Linked DNA regions of Homo sapiens: region 2 is linked to region 1. Evidence: chromatin loops called from intact Hi-C (ENCODE). Cell type or tissue: mammary epithelial cell. All regions are shown on one strand. Links, peaks and the distances in the headings refer to the core of each region. The heading gives the core; the rest is flanking DNA. Region 1 has its middle 38 kb from the start of KU-MEL-3. Region 2 has its middle 42 kb from the start of CDYL-AS1.

Evidence for each region. Hi-C counts contacts between places; a loop is a spot of excess contacts. Peaks named below come from ENCODE experiments on the same cell type or tissue, not always from the same donor. Only the 100,000 strongest peaks of a DNase experiment are listed, where the experiment ranks them.
Region 2: a loop joins it to region 1, with 2.8 times the contacts of the local background. A loop is called at or near these places in 2 of 110 quality-filtered maps.

The regions. Positions count from the first base shown.
Region 1 is chr6:4,643,309-4,653,240 of GRCh38, forward strand. It overlaps the pseudogene LOC124901549. Among named protein-coding and RNA genes, the nearest start is that of KU-MEL-3, 38 kb to the left of the region's middle. RefSeq lists an enhancer at 4,347-4,641 and a silencer at 4,347-4,641. In mammary epithelial cell, for the core only: no CTCF peak of the experiment used is centred there; DNase peaks (open chromatin) are centred at 1,803 and 4,493; H3K4me3 peaks cover 458 bases; H3K27ac peaks cover 391 bases.
Region 2 is chr6:4,728,176-4,738,107 of GRCh38, forward strand. It overlaps a transcript of CDYL not described here. Among named protein-coding and RNA genes, the nearest start is that of CDYL-AS1, 42 kb to the right of the region's middle. RefSeq lists enhancers at 3,841-4,731, 4,732-5,621 and a silencer at 6,802-7,000. In mammary epithelial cell, for the core only: no CTCF peak of the experiment used is centred there; DNase peaks (open chromatin) are centred at 4,966 and 6,286; H3K4me3 peaks cover 258 bases; H3K27ac peaks cover 1,028 bases.

The DNA.
Region 1 (9,932 bases), core at 784-8,783:
TATTAATTGGCCTAATTTCAACATCATTGTATCTCAGGGAATAGGAAGGCCCAAGAAAAGGGACAGTGGTGGGAGAACAGCAGGCTGGTGGAGGGGTCAGAACACACACAGCATTTGTGAATTACATTCATCATCTTCTATGGGCATAGTTCGTGGCCCCCCAAAACAATTACAATGGTAACATTACAGATCACCAGAACAGATATTATAATGATGGAAAAGTTTGAAATGTTGTGAGAATTGCCAAACTATGACACAGAGACGCAAAGTGAGCAAAGGCTGCTGGAAAAATCATGCTGATAGACTTGCCCCACACAGGGTTGCCACAAAACTTCAATCTGTAAGAAACGTACTATCTGCAAAGTGCAATAAAGCAAAGCACAATGCAACCAGGTTTGGTTGTGAACTCTTTAGCCCCTTCTCAGATGTCCAAGAGAAAAACAATAAATAATAATCCTTTTGTAGTTCATAAGCTGATGGTTGGGTTTTCACGCTCATGTGTGAGATGTGTTCCTTCATATCTGTCAACACACTACCGGGCTGTTGTGACAACAAATGAGTAAACAGGAGGCACAGGCCCATTGTATTGCATGTCTGGAAACAATTCTCTTCTTATAACACAGCTAGGGTTCATGTGTATCATTTCACAATCTCATTCAATAGTAGGTAGTGATTTCCAACAACAGAAAGTGCACATTTCCAAGCCACACAGTCAAGGACCTCCACAACCTGAGTTTCGAAACTTGGGGAGAATTGTGTTAAGTGAACAAAAAGGTTAGACATTTTAGGTGGAAAAAATCATACTGGCAAAGGTGTGGTGGTAAGCAGGAAAGGAAAATTCCACAGATGCATGGCCACCATGGCTGGAGAAGAGGGTTCCTACAGCATACAAAGATGTGGCTTTCCCATAGACTAGGTGCCATCTCTAGGGAATCACTCCCTCCTCTCCCCAACCCATGTGGTCATGCCTGCTTCTCAATTCCTGACAACTTGGGTTTCTACCACCTGTTAGCACTGCTAACTTACACTGCTTTGTATTGCTAATGATTTTTTCCTACGTGGTGTATCATCCCAGTTCAGTGGTAAATTTCCAAAAGACAGTGATACCATCTAGTGTGAAAGTTTACCCGGATCCTGGCTAACACAGTGAAACCCTGTCTCTACTAAAAATACAAAAATTAGCTGAGCGTGGTGGCATGCGCCTGTAATCCCAGCTACTTGGGAGGCTGAGGCAGGAGAATCGCTTGAACCCAGGAGGCGGAGGTTGCAGTGAGCCAAGATCATGCCACTGCACTCCAGCCTGGGCTACAGAGTAAGACTCCATCTCAAAAAAAAAAAAGAAAAAGAAAGTTAACCTGGAGCAGGGACTTGAAAAGTATAAACAACCGATTCCTTCAGAAAACAGAGAGAGGGGCACTCGAATTATTAATAAACAGTTGGATTAAGATCAACCTCTGGAATGAAAATGGCTGATTAACTTAGTTGTAAGTCACTTATGCTGATTAGCAGCAGATGAAACCTGCTATATTGATAGAGGTTTGTCAACATTACACAAAATTTAATTTAAAAACCATTCCATCAGTAGGATAATTTTAATAATCTGATGGTACTGAAGCCTTTGTCACACTAAATGATTTTTTTAAAGTTCTTTTTCTTATGTAGAAGATAGGATCAAGCAAACACCTGCAGCTGGTCACATGTGCATTACTATGTGACTCTACAGTGCCCCACTGAAGCCAATGTCACTTCCTCCAGGCCCCAGTCAGTCATCCTCCCACATTCCACAGTGCCTTTGTCCAGACCTGCTATGCTGTAATCTTGCAATAACCTTTGGAGTTGCCTCTTTTTATTCAATGAAGTCTGCTGTCAAGCAAGGAAAGCTGGTTGTAAATGCAGCATTCAGGGATGCAGGCCAAGTTCATCGCACTGAAGTCCTATCATTGTTAACAAAAACAAAATAATTGCTGCATGTTGACATACCGCAAGCAAGGGAAGTAACTAAACTGACATCAGTGGAATGGGGTGGGAGGGCCATGAGATGAGACAATCTCTACATTGCATTAACAACCTCTGTGTCTGCATTTATTCCAGCACCTTCCTTTGAACTCATTATGGTCCTCTCCAGACAACCCTCTCATTATCTCAAGGTTGAACTACTTCTCCTGGAACAGTGTCTCTTCACAATTATGATGGCTCCAGACATTTGAGAGGGAGCCAGTTTCCCTTTAGAATACATTAGTGTCTTTCAAAAGTAAATAAATGTTTACTTTGTCAAGCAATTAATTAAAAACAGCAAAGTAGGTGAAAGAATGACAGAAAGAAAGAATAAGGAGGTGTTTTAAGGAAAATCCTGTTGGAAACTTTAGGTGGAGAATGACACCCATTCTTTCATTCATTTGGTTTTATGCTGAAAGCAGACAAGGTATTTTACAATAAATGATATATGAATTCTAAAAATATTAAGGGAAGGGAAGCAAAACAGCAAGAGACAAGAGACAAGAAAAGAGACAAGACATGAAAAGGGTGCAAAAATTCTGTCAGAAAACCTAGGTAAAAGGAGCACAAATCTTAGCTCTGTGATCCCAATCAGGGACTACAGGGGGAGCTGACCAAGAGCCACAGGAGGGGTTCCTAGCCCTGGCTGTGCCTCGGACTCAAAGGGAGGGGGCATCTTCAAAGTCTGGTCATCTCACCCTACTCAAACGCACTGAATCAGAATCTCTAGGCCTTAGACCAAGACATCCGTCTAATGAAAGGAAGCACAAAAAACCATCAAGAGAAACAACCTTTAACTCCCAAAGGAATTTATGACATATGGTTTTCTTTTAAAGCCACTAGACAAGGAAATGGACCGCAGTCAATAACAGATAAAGAACACCTTCAGAGATGTTTGTCACAGGGCTGTTTCTCACACCAACCCTCAATAAAGGCTGAGGACATAAAGGGTACCTTAAGCCTTGGAAAGAACTTTCTCCTCTGCAGCCAGCCTTGTGCTCATCTCATCAGAGCAAGCATAAGGACTAGACTAGGGGATGTTGGATGGCACGTGCTTTGGGCTTCTTCGCCTAGGCTTGTGGTGAGACCCAAATGAGTAAGGTCATGCACATAGCAGGTATCCAGTAAACATTAGTTGATTATTGTTATCATCATTACTTTTTTTTTTTTTTTTGAGACAGAGTCTCACTTTGTCACCCAGGCTGGAGTGCAGTGGCACAATCTCGGCTTACTGCAACCTCCACCTCCTGGGTTCAAGCAATTCTCTTGCCTCAGTCTCCCGAGTAGCTGGGACTACAGGCGCACACCACCACACCCAACTAATTTTTGTATCTTTAGTAGAGACGGGGTTTCACTGTGTTGGCCAGGCTGGTCTCTAACTCCTGACCTCGTGATCTGCCCACCTCAGCCTCCCAAAGTGCTGGGATTACAGGCGTCAGCCACCACGTCCGGCCAAAGCAACCTCGAATGGGGCCAGATACCCAACACATGCACGAGTTTTGCTCTGACCTTGGCCTGGAACACTTTGGAACAGCCTTTGTCTCCCACCCACATTTCTGATGACCCATCAGAAAGCTCAGCTAATTCCTCAGAATCTGTCATCAATAATCTCATAAGGTTCCCTTTCTTCGGAACATGGCCTATGACATCCTTTTTAAATGTTCTCAATTCCTGTGAAAGGCGGTTCTTGGCCCTATAATCCCAGCACATTGGGAGGCCTAGACAGGTGGATCACCTGAGGTCAGGAGTTCAAGACCAGCCTGGCCAACATGACAAAACCCCATCTCTACTAAAAATACAAAATACAAAAATTAGCTGGGCATGATGGCGGGTGCCTGTAATCCCAGATACTTGGGAGGCTGAGGTGGGAGAATCACTTGAACCCAGGAGGCAGAGGTTACAGTGAGCCGAGATCACGCCACTGCACTCCAGCCTGGGCAACAGAGTCAGAGTCCATCTCAAAGAAGAAAAACAAACAAACAACAACAACAAAATTGGGGAGGTTCTTCCCGGGAGTCATCTCTTTTCAAGTTTGTTATTCAAGAGAGTGTAAAGGTTGAGAGTTAAAACCATACAGATGTCATAAACTGCTGCCCAGACAGTAAGTGACAGTAAGCTCACACTTGCCACCAGGGCGGTAGCCAGCTTCTGATCACTCGTGAAATAAAAGCCAAAGGGCATCCCACGGGCAGGTTTCATTTGCTGAGGGTGTGAGGAATTGGCTCTATGGCTTTTATATAGACTCACAGGTACCAGTCAGTAGCAGAGGGCGCCTGTAGCCAGGACCAACACTTCAAAGTGTCCTCCTTGGTAGAGGCAGTGCCATTCTGGAGAATGAGGACATCTTTAGGACCTTAGGTGAGGTCTGAAAGCCCTGGACACTGCGGGACGCTAGGCAGCCAGGCACCCTTGGAACCGAAGCCGCCTGGGGAGGCAGGAAGCCGCAGCTCGTGCTGCTGTTGACGCCAAAGCCGCCTGTCCCCACCCCCTCTCGCTCCCGGGAGAACCGGGCAGAGGGAAAACCTGGAGAGATGGAGCTGGAGTTGAGGAAGGGAGCTTTGGCTAGACCCCGGATGGGCAGGAAGGGGAGAGAGAGAGAGACTAAAATTGAGTGCAGCATTGGTTTTAGAAATAACTTTAGGAATAACTGAAAACGCAAAGCTTGAATGTCATCTTGGGGTGTGAGATAGCAGCCACAGTCCCTTTTTAACTCTGCTTATAAATATGTTTAACTAAAATGGCTTTGACTACAGTAATGCCCACAGCCGGTCACAGGTCATAGCTGGAAAGACCAGCAGTGAAATCTCTTCTTTAAAGCCAACACATTTTCTCTGTTCCTAAAATGTTTTGCCTACCAAGCCCAGGGAGCCCCACAGAACACACCTCCTACGTGGAAACCAGATGCAAATTCTATGGTACAAGTGGTTCATCGGTACCTTTGGAAATCCTAGAACTAGAGACCTGTCAGCGGGATGTCAATCCTCAGGGAGATCTCAGAGCATTTCACTAGAAGCCGGTGTGGGGCAAGTCATGTCAAACATTTCTGATAAGGCTGTGATTTCTGTAAGGCTTGTTTTTTACATAAACATTTTTAAATCATATTTTTTCAGATAATAAAAGCAGTATATGCTTTCTATTTTTTAAAAAAGCACTAAAAACAATAAATAAATTAGATCAATGCACCCCTACCATGATCCCAATCCTTAGAGATAACCACTGTCAACTGTTTGATATGTACTTATCCACATTTTTCTCTGCATATATGCTATCTTACAAAAGCAGGATTTATATCTATGTACTCAGATTCTTAGTGACTCACATTACTAGGAAGGTGATCTTCAAAAGTAAATTAATTTTTAAAGTAATTTCAGTTTAACTTTGATGTTCACATATGAACGTGTCACTTTTTTAACTGAGCATTTCACTAGGAGAACTCAATATCATCATTTGATAGTGAGGCAGTATTGCGGTTCTCATACAAAAGATAGCAGGCAGTAATTATCAAATAATCTTAGTTATTTGTATAGTTAACAAAAATGATCTAATATTAAGCAATTATTGAGTCCATACTAACTTCTAGGTACTGTCATAAGCATTTTACTTACGTTAACTCTGAAGAACAACCTTATGAGAAAGGTAGTAATATCCTTTTTCAGGTGGAGAAAAAGAGGCTCAGATAAATTAAATAATGTTCCCAAGGTCACACAGCAAGTAATTGCTGCACAGATATTGAAATGTATTCAAAGCAACATCAATATATGTTCTATCCTGCTACCAACTGTTCAAGTCATCAGGTTATAGTTATGAAAACAAGCAGATAAATAAATCAACATGTTTAAAATTGTTTTGTGATTCAACTATGTATATTATGGAGTTCTTAGTGACAGTGATGAGTTTGTAGTCCATCCCCAGGTACTTACCACCAGTGTGACCCTCAGCAGATCTTTTAGCTGAAACACAGCTACAAACTGAAGATGCTGTCTATAATAACACTGGGCTCACGGAGCTAAAGTGAGGTTTAAAGAAGGCAATGTATATGAAATCTCCTTGAAAACTGTAAAGAACTATCTAATATGATGTTAAGGACATATTTATGTGGCAATTCCTCATTCAATTACAACAGGCTTTATAACTTCACATTTATAATAATTCCATCAGAATACAACAAATGCAGAATTTTTTTAACTAACTGAAAATAAAAGGCGGCTTTCCACACTACTCAAAGTCACGGCATATTCCCCGAGATCATGTCTGTAACCTCTCCCAGGCTCGGAAAACCTTGTTTTCCAGCCATACTTTTTCCCATTCTGATACTGAAGTGTTAGATTAATTTTTATTTTATCAACATAATAACACTCATATATTTTGTCAAATACTCAATACAAAAAAAAAAAGTTTCTGACCTAACTCCCCAATTTTCTTGCTGAATACTACCATTTTCCTTTCCTTCCTCTCTTTCTTCCAGTATTTACGTTCACATTTCAAAATGATACGTTTATTCTGCAACTTGTTGATTAATCTATTTTAGTGTATTATTGACTTCCTATTAGAAAGATAAGGATATTGTTTTCATAAACTACTTCTCCTCCTCCATTTTCCTCATACTCCAAAATGGGGTTACATCATAATCATGAGTCATGTGTTCCTGAGTCGGTATTAACATTGTTATGGTTATCTAATATTGTTTACCACTGAGACAAAGGGTAAACTATCACTACTATTTCCTCTCCTGTAAAAAGAAACCAAAAATGGCAAACAATAGAGATAACCAATGAAACCAAAGGCTGGCTCTTTGAGAAGATTAATAAAATCACAAAGACTCTAGACTGAGCAAGAAGACACAAATTACCAAAATCAGGAATGAAAGAGAGAACATCATCACAGATCCTACAAATATTAAAAGAACGATATAGGGAAGAATATACACACGTATATGCCAATGAATTTGAAAAATTGCATAAGTGGTCACATTGCTCAAAAGATACAGATTACCAAAACTGGCACAAGCAGAAATATAAAATATGATAAGGCTTTATATCTATTAAACAAATTCAATTGTAATTTAAAATCTTCTCACAATTATAAATCCAGGTCTTGATGGCTTCTCTTATGAATTCTAACAAATACCTAAGTAAGAAATAATACCTATCCTATACAAATATTTTTATAAAATAGGAATCAAGGAACATTTCCCATCCATTTTATGAGGCCAGTATTGCCCTGATACTAAAAACAAAGACATTAAAAGAAAATAAAACTATAGCTAATATTCTTCATGAACATAAAGGCAAAAATTCTTAATAAAATATGAGCAAAACAAATCAAACAATATTTTAAAAGGATAATATATCATGATCAAGTGGGATTTATCTCAGGAATTTAAGATTAGTTTAACATTTGAAAATTAATCAATGTAATTCATCATATTAATAAAATAAAAGTAAAACCCTATGATCATCTCAATAGACACAGAAAAAGCATTTGGCAAAATTTAACATTCATTCATGATAAAAACTCTCAGCAAAAATGAACTTTCTCAATCTGATTTTTTTTTAAATCTATGAAAAACCTACAGCTAACATCACACTTAATGGTGAAAGACAGGACATTTCCCCCGAGATGAGGAACAGAGCAAGGATAGTCACTCTCAACTACTCCTATTCAACATTGTACTAGAAGGCACAGCCAGTGCAAATAAAGTCATCCAAATTGGAAAAGAAGAAAAACTATTTATTTGTAGACATGATTGTCTATATAGAAAATCTTAAGAGAAATATGAAAAAGCTACTAGAATTACTAAAACTAATAAGAAGGCTTAGCAAAGTTGCAAGATACTGTTAATATTTAAATATCAACAGTATTTCCAAACAATTGGAAAATAAAAAAAAAATTTTAACTTCACATTTACAACACGCACACACAAAAATTAAATACCTGAAATACCTAATGATAAGCTTAACAAAATATAATCAAGATGTGTATGCTGAAAAGCATGAAACATAGCAGAGAGATATAAAAAGACTCAAATAAATGGAGAAATAAATAATATTCATGGATAAGAAGACTCAATAGTTATAAAATGTCAGTTATTTCCAAACTGATCTTTAGACTCAAAAAAGGAATTTTTTTGTAGAAATTGACAAACTGATTCTAAAGTTTATATGAAAATTTAAAGCATCTAGAATAGTGCAATTTTGGAAAAGAAAAAAGTCTGAGGATTTAACACTACCTGATTTTAAATCTTACTAAACTGCTACAATAATCAAGGTAATGAGCTATTGGTATATAGACAGACACATGGATCAAAAAAACTGATTAGGGAGTCTAGAAGTGGACTCACATGTACATGCCCAACTAATTTTCAACCAAAGTGACAAGGTAAGCCAATGGCTCAAAGACAGTATTTTCAAATAAATTGTGCTGGAACAATCAGATATCCTATGACCCTTACCTCAAACCATACACAAATGTTAACCCATAGACTTAAATGTAAAAGATAACACTATAAAACATCCAGAAGAAAACATATCCAATCTCAATCTAACAAATATCTCACATACAGAACATAACAACCACTAACCATAAAAGAAAGTATTAATATGTGGAACTTTATCAAAATTAAAACCACTATTCTTCTGAAGACAATGTTTACAAAAAAAGGCAAACCACAGAATGGGAGAAAATATTTGAAAATGTACATTTGAGAAAAAAATTGTATCCAGATTACGTAACAACTATTACATTCATTGTTATATTCAACAATATAAACAACCCATTTTTTTAATAGGGGAAAGACTTGAATAAACACTTCAAAAAAGAAGATATACAAAAGTTTACAAGCAAATGAAAAGATATTCAACACATTATTCCAAAAAAAGTAATTTAAAAATACCATGAGATATCACAACATATGCATTAAATTAGCTAAAATTTAAAAAACCTGATAATCCCAAGTGTTGACAAGCAATGGAGCAACTGGAACTCTCATATATTTTGATATGCATGTAAAATGGTACAACCATTTTGGAAAGAAGCTTGGCAGTTTCTTATAAAGTTAATCTTATATTTACTATATGACCTAACAATTCCATTCCTATCCATTTATTTAAAGGAAATGAAAATGTATGTTCACATAAAGTCATAGACACAAATGTTCATAGCAGCTTTATCATTAATCGCCCCAAACTGGAAAGAACCCACCCAAGTTTCCTTCAATAGATGAATGGATAAACTATGATACAGTCATAGAGTGGAACAATATATAGCAGTAAAAAAGAATATATGGCTGGTATATGCACCAACATGGATGAATCTCAAAAACATTATGCTCAATAAAAGAGATCACGCTCAAAAGACTATAGTTATGTAGTCCGTGGGGAATGGATCTGGGACCTTACTTGCATACCAAAATCCTCTGATGCTCAAGTCCCAGATATAAAATGGCATAGTATTTACCCACATCCTCCCATATCCTTTAAATCATCTCTAGATTACATATAATACCTAGTACAGTGTAAACAAAAATCATTGTCATGGTGTATTGTTTAGGGAATAATGGCAAGAAAAAATAAGTCTATACATGTTCAGTACAGACACAATGTTTTTGCCCAAATATTTTTGATCCATGGTTGGCTGAATCCATAGATTTAGAACCCATGGATACAGAGGGCTGATTTATTTATATGACTCTATTTATATTAACTTCTAGAAAAAGTAAAACTATAGTGGTGGAAAGCAGATCAGTGGTAGTCAGGGTTCAGGAAGTAAATGAAAGGATAATTAATCCCCTTGAAAAGGAGTCCAAGAAATTTTCTCGGGTGATAGCAGCATTCTGTATCATAATTGTAGTGGTGGATACATGATTGTATATTTTCAAAACTAGGGATTCTCAGCCTTGGCACTGCTGATGTTCTGGGCAGCATAGTTCTTTGTTGCAG
Region 2 (9,932 bases), core at 717-8,716, 85 kb after region 1:
ACTTCTTTTATCTCTGGTCACACCCAGCAAAATTAAGCTTGCTTGTGGATGATTAGCCGTAGGCTGATCCACATCTGAGCCAATTGACTGGCTGCTTAGGAGGACTTTGCCTCGGGCTCACCCCTGAAGCCACCACCCCTGAGGCCACTGCCTGTGCCAGGGCATTCCCAAGCCTCTATCCCCAGTGTGGGCTTCCCTGCTGCATGTGGCTCTTCAGCCTCAGGTTCCTCCTCTTCACTCCCCCATCCTTGCATGGGCTTCCTCTTCCGTCCCGCTTGCTTCTAGAACATTTCCAATTATTGCTTCCAGGTCCTGAACACTAGTGGCTGAACTGAAAAATGGAAAAGATGATGAAAGCCAGGCACTGAGAAATCAGTTAATTAAACTCTTCAGAGGTCCCCAGAAAGGACAGATTCCCCTGCACACCTGATGAGGAATCTTGGACTCTTGCTTATTAAAGGGAAAGGAAGTCCATTTTACTGGACACTTGTCGAGGAATTCCAGCAAGCCCCTGGACAGAGGGCTTCAGTGACCAGGGTAGCTTTCTGCTTTTGGTTGTAAAGAGATCAGAAAGTGTCATCCTTCAAAGCGATGTCATGGGCTCAGAGCCCTTTCTGTGCACTTTGCCATATTGTGCCCACTCCGGTTCTCAAGGTCAGTTGGCCATCTGAAGTGGAACAATGACTTCTCTACAATCCAGCTTTAACTATTTGCACAGTTCCATGCCATTCCACTAATTTAGTACATACCAGGGTGTACCCAGGCTTCAGGCTGGTCTGGGTTCTACTTCCCAAGCCCAGTCCCAGCACATGCCTTCCCAAAGATCTTTCCTCCCAGGTCCCAGTCTCCCTCTTAGGATCAAACCAATTCAACTTAACCCTTATTTAATGTCTTCTCTCTGCCTACTCAGCCCAGTGTGGTAGTCAGGCACAGAAACTCATCAATTACAGCACAGAGTCAGCAGGTCAACAACAGAGTGGGATAAAATTCCCTCTTCTCCAAACACACAAACCCAGCTCTGTAGCATCTTTTTTCCACCCCTGAAATTCCCCCAAACAGACTATCCCTTGTGCTGGCATCCGGCAAGGTCCTAAAGAGGCCCTACAGCCTGTTTTTGCTCAGGCTGTTTTCAAGCCTTTTTCCGATCTATTTTCTCTGAAACTTTGCGTGCATATACACACACCAGAATCAACAAGTCGACTGAGCATGCAAAAGCCACATCCACATTTCTAGACCTTGATACCTTCTCAGACCTCTGGCAAATCTAAAGCCCAGACCAACTGGGATTACTCCCAGGTTATACATTGCTTTAGAGAAGAGAATATTTGTCACACCTAGGCATGGATCCGAGAAGTCCTCACATGCTCACATGCAGAAGGCCCATTCCTTAAGTAATTAGAAATCCATCATCTAAAAAAAACAATGACCAAATCACATTTTGATTAGGATTAAAAGGTGGAGGCTGGGCATGGTGGCTCATGTCTGTAATCCCAGCACTTTGGGAGGCCAAGGCGGGTGGATCACTTGAGGTCAGGAGTTTGAGACCTGCCTGGGCAACAGGGTGAAATCCTGTCTCTACAAAAAATACAAAAATTAGCTGTGCATGGTGGTGCATGTATGTGGTCCCAGCTACTCAGGAGGCTGAGGTGGGAGAATCACTTGGGCCTGGGAAGTGGAGGTTGCAGTGAGCCACGATCACGCTACTACACTCCAGCCTGGGCCATAAAGTGAGACTGTGTCTCAAAAAAAAAGGTAGAGACAATAGTACAGGTACCTTGAAACATCCAAAAACCCAAAAGCTTTTCTATTCTGAAAGGATCAGACAATTTTCTTATAAGAAATATATTTTTTCTGATGAGGCTTTGCTGGAGATATTACCAGAACAAGTGTCTCCAACCACTGGTAGTCTGGAAAATGATAAAGGTGGGTTCTGGGTGGCACAGTGAAACCAGCCTGAGATTACAAACCTTTGCTGGGGGTAAACTACAGAAGCAACCATGGAGACTTAATTCTGTGTTTTTCTGAGATTCTATAATTAGGTAATGTCATTTACATGCTTCCAAGTGAGGGAAGGAAATTCTTTGGAGGCAAAGCGTAACGGTTCCAGTACTGGCACCAAATGTCTTCCTGCTCAGCAAGTCCATTTTAAAGTCTTGTTCATGAGCTAAGCTGAGTTCTCCTACAGAAGCAGAGTGAAGAGTCAAGGAAATGTGAAGACTGGCCAGGCACGGTGGCTCATGCCTGTGATCCCAGCACTTTGGGAGGCTGAGGCGAGCAGATCACAAGGTCAGGAGTTCAAGACCAGCCTGACCAACATGGTGAAACCCCGTCTCTACTAAAAATACAAAATTAGCCTGGCGTGCTGGTGCATGCCTATAATCCCAGCTACTCAGGAGGCTGAGGCAGAAGAATCGCTTGAACCCAGGAGGCGGAGGTTGCAGTGAGCCGAGATTGCGCCATTGTACTCCAGCCTGGGCAACAAGAGCGAAATTCCATCTCAAAAAAAAAAAAAAAAAAAAAAAAAAGAACATACCTCTTTCAGCATCCCCTTGCAGGGTCCTCCCTATCTCTGTGATTCCAATAGTATTCTCTGAAACAACACAGAAGAGTTGGCCTCCCTCCCTCGCCTGACATAGCTCTTTACACAGTTGCAATTCCATGCCTCACTCACCACCCCGTTCTGGTGACTTTCCTCTGCACACATTCCGCCTTGCTCTCCCTCTTAGTTTTTAACACCTATTTAGCAAATATCCTGGAAAAATATTTCCAAAAAAAGTTAAAAGTGGTTGTTTGGAATGATGAGATTACCGGTCCACTGTTGTTTGCTGCTTCTTTGCATGTTTTCAACGTCTGGGCCTGGAACAAGTGCAGGTATTCCTTTGCTCATTCCGTAACGATGCTCAGCATTGAGTGTGCTATCCTGACTAGTGCGAATACTCCATTGCTTGACTTCTCCTGTGTCCGGAACGTTACACTTCTGGTAATACATTGTACGATTGTATTTGTCTTTTTCAAGACCACTTAACACCTTCAGCTTATATAAATCTCGTAGCTAACTGAAGCCTCCAGGTTTTTTCACATGAAGTGTTCACATAAATCATGGATCTCCCAACCTATTTTCATCTTTATGAGTAGTTAAGACATAAATCCTTCTTACAGTATTAAAGGGTGCTAGTGTATTAAACTACCTAAATAGCCAGCATGCCTTTTAAAGGGGCTATCATGATCTAATTCAAATGGTAAGAATTCCAGGGTCTATGTCAGGTGCCCCTGGCTCCCTCTGTGTCTCATCCCCTTCCATTATGGATCCAAAAAACATGTCTTGAAATGTTGCCTCCTGGCCGGGCATGGTGGCTCATGCCTGTAATCCCAGCATTTTGGGAGGCTGAGGTAGGCAGATCACTTGAGGTCAGGAGTTCGAGACCAGCGCCTGGCCAACATAGTGAAACCCCATCTCTATTAAAAATACAATAATTAGCCAGATGCGGTGGCATGCACCTGTAATCCCAGCTACTCAGGAGACTGAGGCAGGAGAATCACTTGAACCCCAGAGGCAGAGGTTGCAGTGAGCCGAGATGCAGGTTGCAGTGAGCCAACATCGCACCACTGCACTCCAGCCTGAGTGACAGAGAAAGACTCTGTCTCAAAAAAAAAAAAGAAATCATTGCCTCCTGCAAAAATTAATATGCAAGAAAATTCAAGGGACTAGTAATCTGTGGAAGGAGGGGGAAGATGGTAATGTTTTATTTCTTTTCGGTGTCAATTACATGAGGTCATTTTATTTTATAATATATTCTCTTGTATGTGTGAAATACAAATTTTAAATATGTGATAATTTAAAAGTAATATGTAGAGTTGATTTAAAATAGGAAAAAATGACTGGGCATGGTGGTCCATCCCTGTAATCCCAGCACTCTGGGAGGCTGAGACAGGAGGATCACTTGAGCCAAGGAGTTTGGGACTGGCCTGGGCAACATAGCAAGATCCTGTCTCTACAAAAAGTACAAAAATTAGCTAAGCATGATGGTGCATGCTTGTAGTTCCAGCTACTCAGGAGGCTGAGGCGGGAGGATTGCTTGAGCCCCAGAGATTGCAAATGTAGTGAGCTCTGATTGTGCCACCGCACCCCAGCCTGGGCAACAGAGCCAGACCCTGTCTCTAAATTAATTAATTAATTTAATTTAATGGGAAGAAATGTCTGGGCACTGCGGCTTATGCCTGTAATCCCAGCACATTGGGAGGCAGAGGCTGGAGGATCACTTGAGGCAAGAAATTCAAGACCAGCCTGAGCAACATAGCAAGACCCCATCTCTACAAAAACATTAAAAAATAAAAAATTCACTGGGCATAGTGGTGAATGCCTGCAGTCATAGCTACTCAGGAGGCTGAGGTGGGAGGCTTGCTGGAGCCTGGGAGGTTGAGGCAGCAAATGAGCTCTGGTTGCACCACTGCACTGCAGCCTGGGCAACAGAGAGAGATCCTGTTTTTTAAAAAAAAAGAGGGGGGGATTGGGGGGGAATTCTCAGTATCCCTTCAATTTTGAGGGGAAAAAAGGTAATAAGAAAAAACAAGGAGAAAGCAATAGATAAGCAAATGAAAGGGAGGAAAACAGATTCAAGTTTGAAAAGGAAAATGAAAGAAAAGATAGCGGCCTGGAAGACAGGCAGAGATAGGAGGATTAGATGGAGTATTTGGCTGAACAGGGACAACAGAGGTGGTGAGGAGTCCCTGCGGCGCTGCAGAGTGGGAGAGAGCGGAACAGTGAAAGCTACTTCGGATCCTCCAAGAAACGTCAGCAAATCCATCCTATTCCTCAGCATTCTGCTTCAGCCACCTAAGGCAGTCAGCCTCCCACTGCCGTTCAGCCTGTGTGGCCCAGAGCCAGGAAGCACGTTCCCTCGCAGCTCTGGGTACAGATTCCCTATACACATGAGTGTCTCCCTCCCGGTGACTCAGCTGCTGTGCTTTCCTCTCCTTCCCCAGGGCCTGAGCAGTAGCCTGCCTGATGATGATCAAGCAGAGCCCTGCAAGTTTCAAGAGGAATGTCAGTGACTCTTCACTGAAACCCCCCAGGTAGGCATGCAGTGACAATCCAGGGCTTTCCTGGACACATTGCAATCCTAACCTCAGGGTAAAAGCCATGTCCCTGTTCCGCCACAGCATGGCAAAATCAATTCCAGTTGGATTAAAAAGTTACATGTTTTTAAAAAAATGAAACCGTAAAAATGTATGTGACTCAGATAAAGTAAAAAAAAAAAAAAGAAAAAAGTGAGTGGTTATGTGTTTTTAAAAAGACAGAGATCAAATGGATAAATATTACACAAGACTAGTCTAAATTGTTTGGTGTACACCATGAAATACTTTTTTCAACCTCTGGCTCCAAATCTCCAAACTTTTGTCCCCTTCCTTACTCCTTGTGCTGAACAGACAGCCTTTTAGTCACTCAGTTTTAAGAGAAACTTCATTCTGGTCATTAAGACTCCATCTCAGGTATGAAAATTTCAGTAAGTGAAGGCAAAGATTAATTTTATATTCGTTTAAAGGCTTTTCCCGTCCACCTAAGGCCAGGCTTGCAGTCCCTGTTCTGGAAGGTGGGCTGTTTGCTCTTTCTGCATTTTACTCCTCTTCTCCTCTCTCTCTGCAGTTTCTTTTTCTTTTTCTTTTCTTTTCTTCTTCTTTTTTTTTTTTTTTCTTGAGACAGAGTCTCACTCTGTTACCCAGGTTGGAGTGCAATGGCACAATCTCGTGTCACTGCAACCTCTGCTTCCTGGGTTCAAGCTATTCTCCTGCCTCAGCCACCCAAGTAGCTAGGATTACAGGTGATGGCTAATTTTTGTATTTTTTAGTAGAGATGGGGTTTCACCATGTTGGCCAGGCTGGTCTCGAATTCCTGGCCTCAGGTGATCCATCCGTCTCAGCCTCCCAAAGTGCTGGGATTACAGGCATGAGCCACCACGCCCAGCCCTCTCTCTGCTGTTTCCCCTCTGGCGTTGTCGGGAAGGGAGGGGAAAGGACTAGGGGAAAGGTGCCTTTATGTAAGTCATGCAGCTGTCCTGACAGTCAAACTCTCTCTCTGGGAGGGTCCCCTTGTGTGGGCTCAAGAGACCTTTGAGGGTCTCTCCAGGGCACTGTTGTCTGATGCATACTGGGTCATCTCAGAGTCCCACTCCTAGGCTCCTGCCAGCTCTCCCCATCACAGCCTGGGGCACATGATGCAGGGGGCTCCCCACCAGACAGCCAGCCACCTTGGGCGGGTCACCAGCCAGATGGCCTGAGTCACTGTCTGCTGCATTCACTTGGCCCACAGCACATCCTTCCACTCCACATTCCAGATGGGGAGAGTGTAGCTGCTCTCTCTGTCTGCTTTCTCTTCATCCCGCTGGGACGGGCTGCTGCAGCAAGACTTTTGCATTCAGAATTCTCTAGATGAAAAGGAGAGACCAGTTTCTATGTTCAGTTAGACTCCTAATTCAGGAAGGGGAGGGCACAGGGATGGGAAGTTGGGGGATGGGGATGGAGGGAAGATGGGGATGGGGAAGAGGATGGGTCCACCTCTCTCAGAAACTTTCTCATTATTCTGTGCTAGTGTCAGCACCAGATGGGCCTTCAGACCCCAGCATCTCCGTGAGCAGTGAGCAAAGCGGGGCACAGCAGCCTCCCGCTTTACAGGTAGGTCTTGGTTTCTCCCAGTGGCAAGCTTGGAGTCCATCTGGCAAGGAAGAGCCCATAGGGGAATCGCCCCACACCACACTCTCCCTTTACATCTGTCCTGTGCTTGGGTCCCTTTGGTGGTCTGGTGAAGCTGTGGACTCCTTAGAATGATGTTTTTGGCCGGGCACAGTGGCTCATGCCTGTAATCCCAGCACTTTGGGAGGCCGAGGCAGGCGGATCAGCTGAGGTCGGGAGTTCAAGACCAGCCTGACCAACATGGAGAAACCCCGTCTCTACTAAAAATACAAAATTTGCTGGGCGTGGTGGCGCATGCCTGTAATCCCAGCTACTTAGGAGGCTGAGGCAGGAGAATCGCTTGAACCCGGGAGATGGAGGTTGCGGTGAGCTGAGATTCATTACATCGTTGCACTCTAGCCTGGGTAACAACAGCGAAACTCTGTCTCAAAAAAAAGAAAAAAAAAAGGACGTTTTTAAGTTTATAAAATAAAATATACAGGACTACAAAGGTTATCAATTACATTGAAATGCAGTTATCACAATCATTTGAAAATGTGTACTCTAGTAATAATGCTTCTTTTTAAAAAAAATCACTTTATTAGGATATAATTGACATACAAAAAGCTGTACCTATTCAGGCCAGGCTCAGTGGCTCATGGCTGTAATCCTAGCCCTTTGGGAGGCCTAGGTGGGTGGATCGCTTGAGGAAAGGAGTTCGAGACCAGCCTGGCCAACATGGTGAAACCCCATCTCTACTAAAAATACAAAAAAATTAGCCAAGCTTGGTGGTGCACACCTGTAATCCCAACTACTCAGGAGGCTGAGGTGGGAGAATCACTTGAACCCAGGAGGTGGAGGTTGCGGCGAGCTGAGATCGCTCCACTGCACTCTAGCACGGGCAACAAGAGCGAAACTCCATCTCAAAAAAAAAAATAGTTGTACATATTTAATGTATACGTGCACCCCCATGAAACTATCACCACAATTTATGTTATAAACATATCCATCATCTCCAAAAGGTTCCCCCGCCCTCTGTATTTATGTGCATGTGTGCACGTGATGGGGGGGGGTGGGATGAGAGCACCTAACAGTTAAGATCTACCCTCTTGGTAAATGCTCAAGTATGCAAGTTCTGTTAACTATAGACAGCATGCTCTCCAGTAGCTCTTTAGAACTTGTATAAGGGAAATGTTGTACCCTTTGACCAAGCCCTCCTGTTTCCCACTCCCCCAGCCCCTGTCAACCATCATTCTGCTCTTTGCTTCTATGTGTTTGACTATTTTATATTTCTCAAGTGAAATGATGTAGTGCTTGTCCTTCTGTGTCTGGCTTCTTTCACTTAGATGATGCTTTATTAAAACATAGTATAACAAGGTCTAACAGTGATTTCTAACTAGTGATGAGTATAAAGGTATTTTGCTATATCTGCAATAGCTGTATGTTATATGAAAACACGTGTGCTTTCTACTAGAGACTAAGTTACAGTTGTTGCTGGTACTACTATAGTTTGTTGCGTACATTCATAATTGGGGGAAATGCAACATTTCAGCTAGAGGATAGTGAAAATAAGGATGGAATATTTTTCCCATTGATGTTTGCAACCTGCCAAGGACAGACAAAGAACCCTTGCACTAGACTGACTACTGCCTGCTCCAGGGAATCCTCCCACAGCCTTCCTGGCCTCTGCTTATATAGGTCAGGAGGGTGCAGGGGACATGGCTGCAGGGCTGGTTTGGTGGCCTCTTGGTGAGGTTTGCAGAATCACCTGGCAACTTCCCTAGGAGTGGAGAGACATGAAAGCCAATGCTACTCAGCTTTTTTTTTTTTCTGCTACGCACTTTATTAGCAACTTAGCTTTTTTTTTCCCTCATAACCCATAGACTTAGCAGGAGGAGCATAGACATTAAGAGTAAGTGCACATGAAACATTGAAAAGGAGTAAACATGAATCCTCTCTTTGCAAAAGACAGTCTCAGAAATTTCTCATCTGCTAATTCACTTAATTCAACAAATTACATCTATCATGTTTCAAGTGCTTTGTTTATCGATATAGTGGTAAACAGAATACACTGATGGGACAAGCAACTCTGAGATGACAGAACGAGTTCCCTAAATAGTCTGTTACTGTGACTCCTGTTTATGCTTGATATTCACAAAATATTCTGGAATTGATACCCGAGAAACTGCTAACAGTGATTACCTCTGGGGAGTAGAGATGGAAATTGAGAGGAAAAGAAGGGAATGTCTTTTCATGTTAAACTCCTTTGTACTGTCTTTAAAAATAATAATAAACATCTTTTTATATGATGAAAAACAAGTTGTAAAGACAACTTTAAAAGTTTTCCTAAAGGAAACCATATGTGACTTTAACTGATTTGAGACAGTAGAAGCTTTCTAAGTATAAAAGTAATAGAAGGAACGATGGGGGAAATTGATAGATTTCACTACACACACAAAAAAAGATGCAAAACACGTCACAGACCAAAAATAACAAACTTAAGAAATATTTGCAACAAAAATTAAAAGGGGCCAGGCGCAGTGGCTCACGCCTGTAATCCCAGCACTTTGGGAGGCTGAGGCGGGTGAATCACCTGAGGTCAGGAGTTTGAGACCAGCCTGGCCAACATGGTGAAACCCCGTGTCTACTAAAAATACAAAATCAGCATGGTGGCACATGCCTGTAATCCCAGCTACTCAGGAGGCTGAGGCAGGAGAATCCCTTGAAACTGGGAGGTGGAGGTTGCAGTGAGCCGTGATCATGTTGCAAAACTCCGTCTCAAAAAAAAAAAAAAATAGCCTCAGCCTCCCAAGTAGGGGGGACTACAGGCATGCACCACCACGCCTGGCTAATTTTTGTATTTTTAGTAGAGACAGGGTTTCACCATGTTGGCCAGGATGGTCTCGATCTCTTGACCTCATGATCCACCCACTTTGGCCTCCCAGAGTGCTGGGATTACAGGTGTGAGCCATCGCACCAGCTGGAAATGGTTTCTTAAATAAGACCCAAAACGGACAAATGTTTAAAAACGTAAATTGAATTACATGAAAGTTAAAAACTTCAACACAATAACAGACATCTTAGAAAAAATGTAAAAAGTCAAAAGCCTAAAAGAAAGTGTTTGCAACACGAAAAACAAAGCATTAATATACAAAACATGCTAAAATTATTTTAAATAAACTTTAAAGAAAATACAATAGAAAAAAATGAGTAAATGATACATGCAGTAATTCACAGAAGAAACTGCTATAGTCAAAAAATACAGG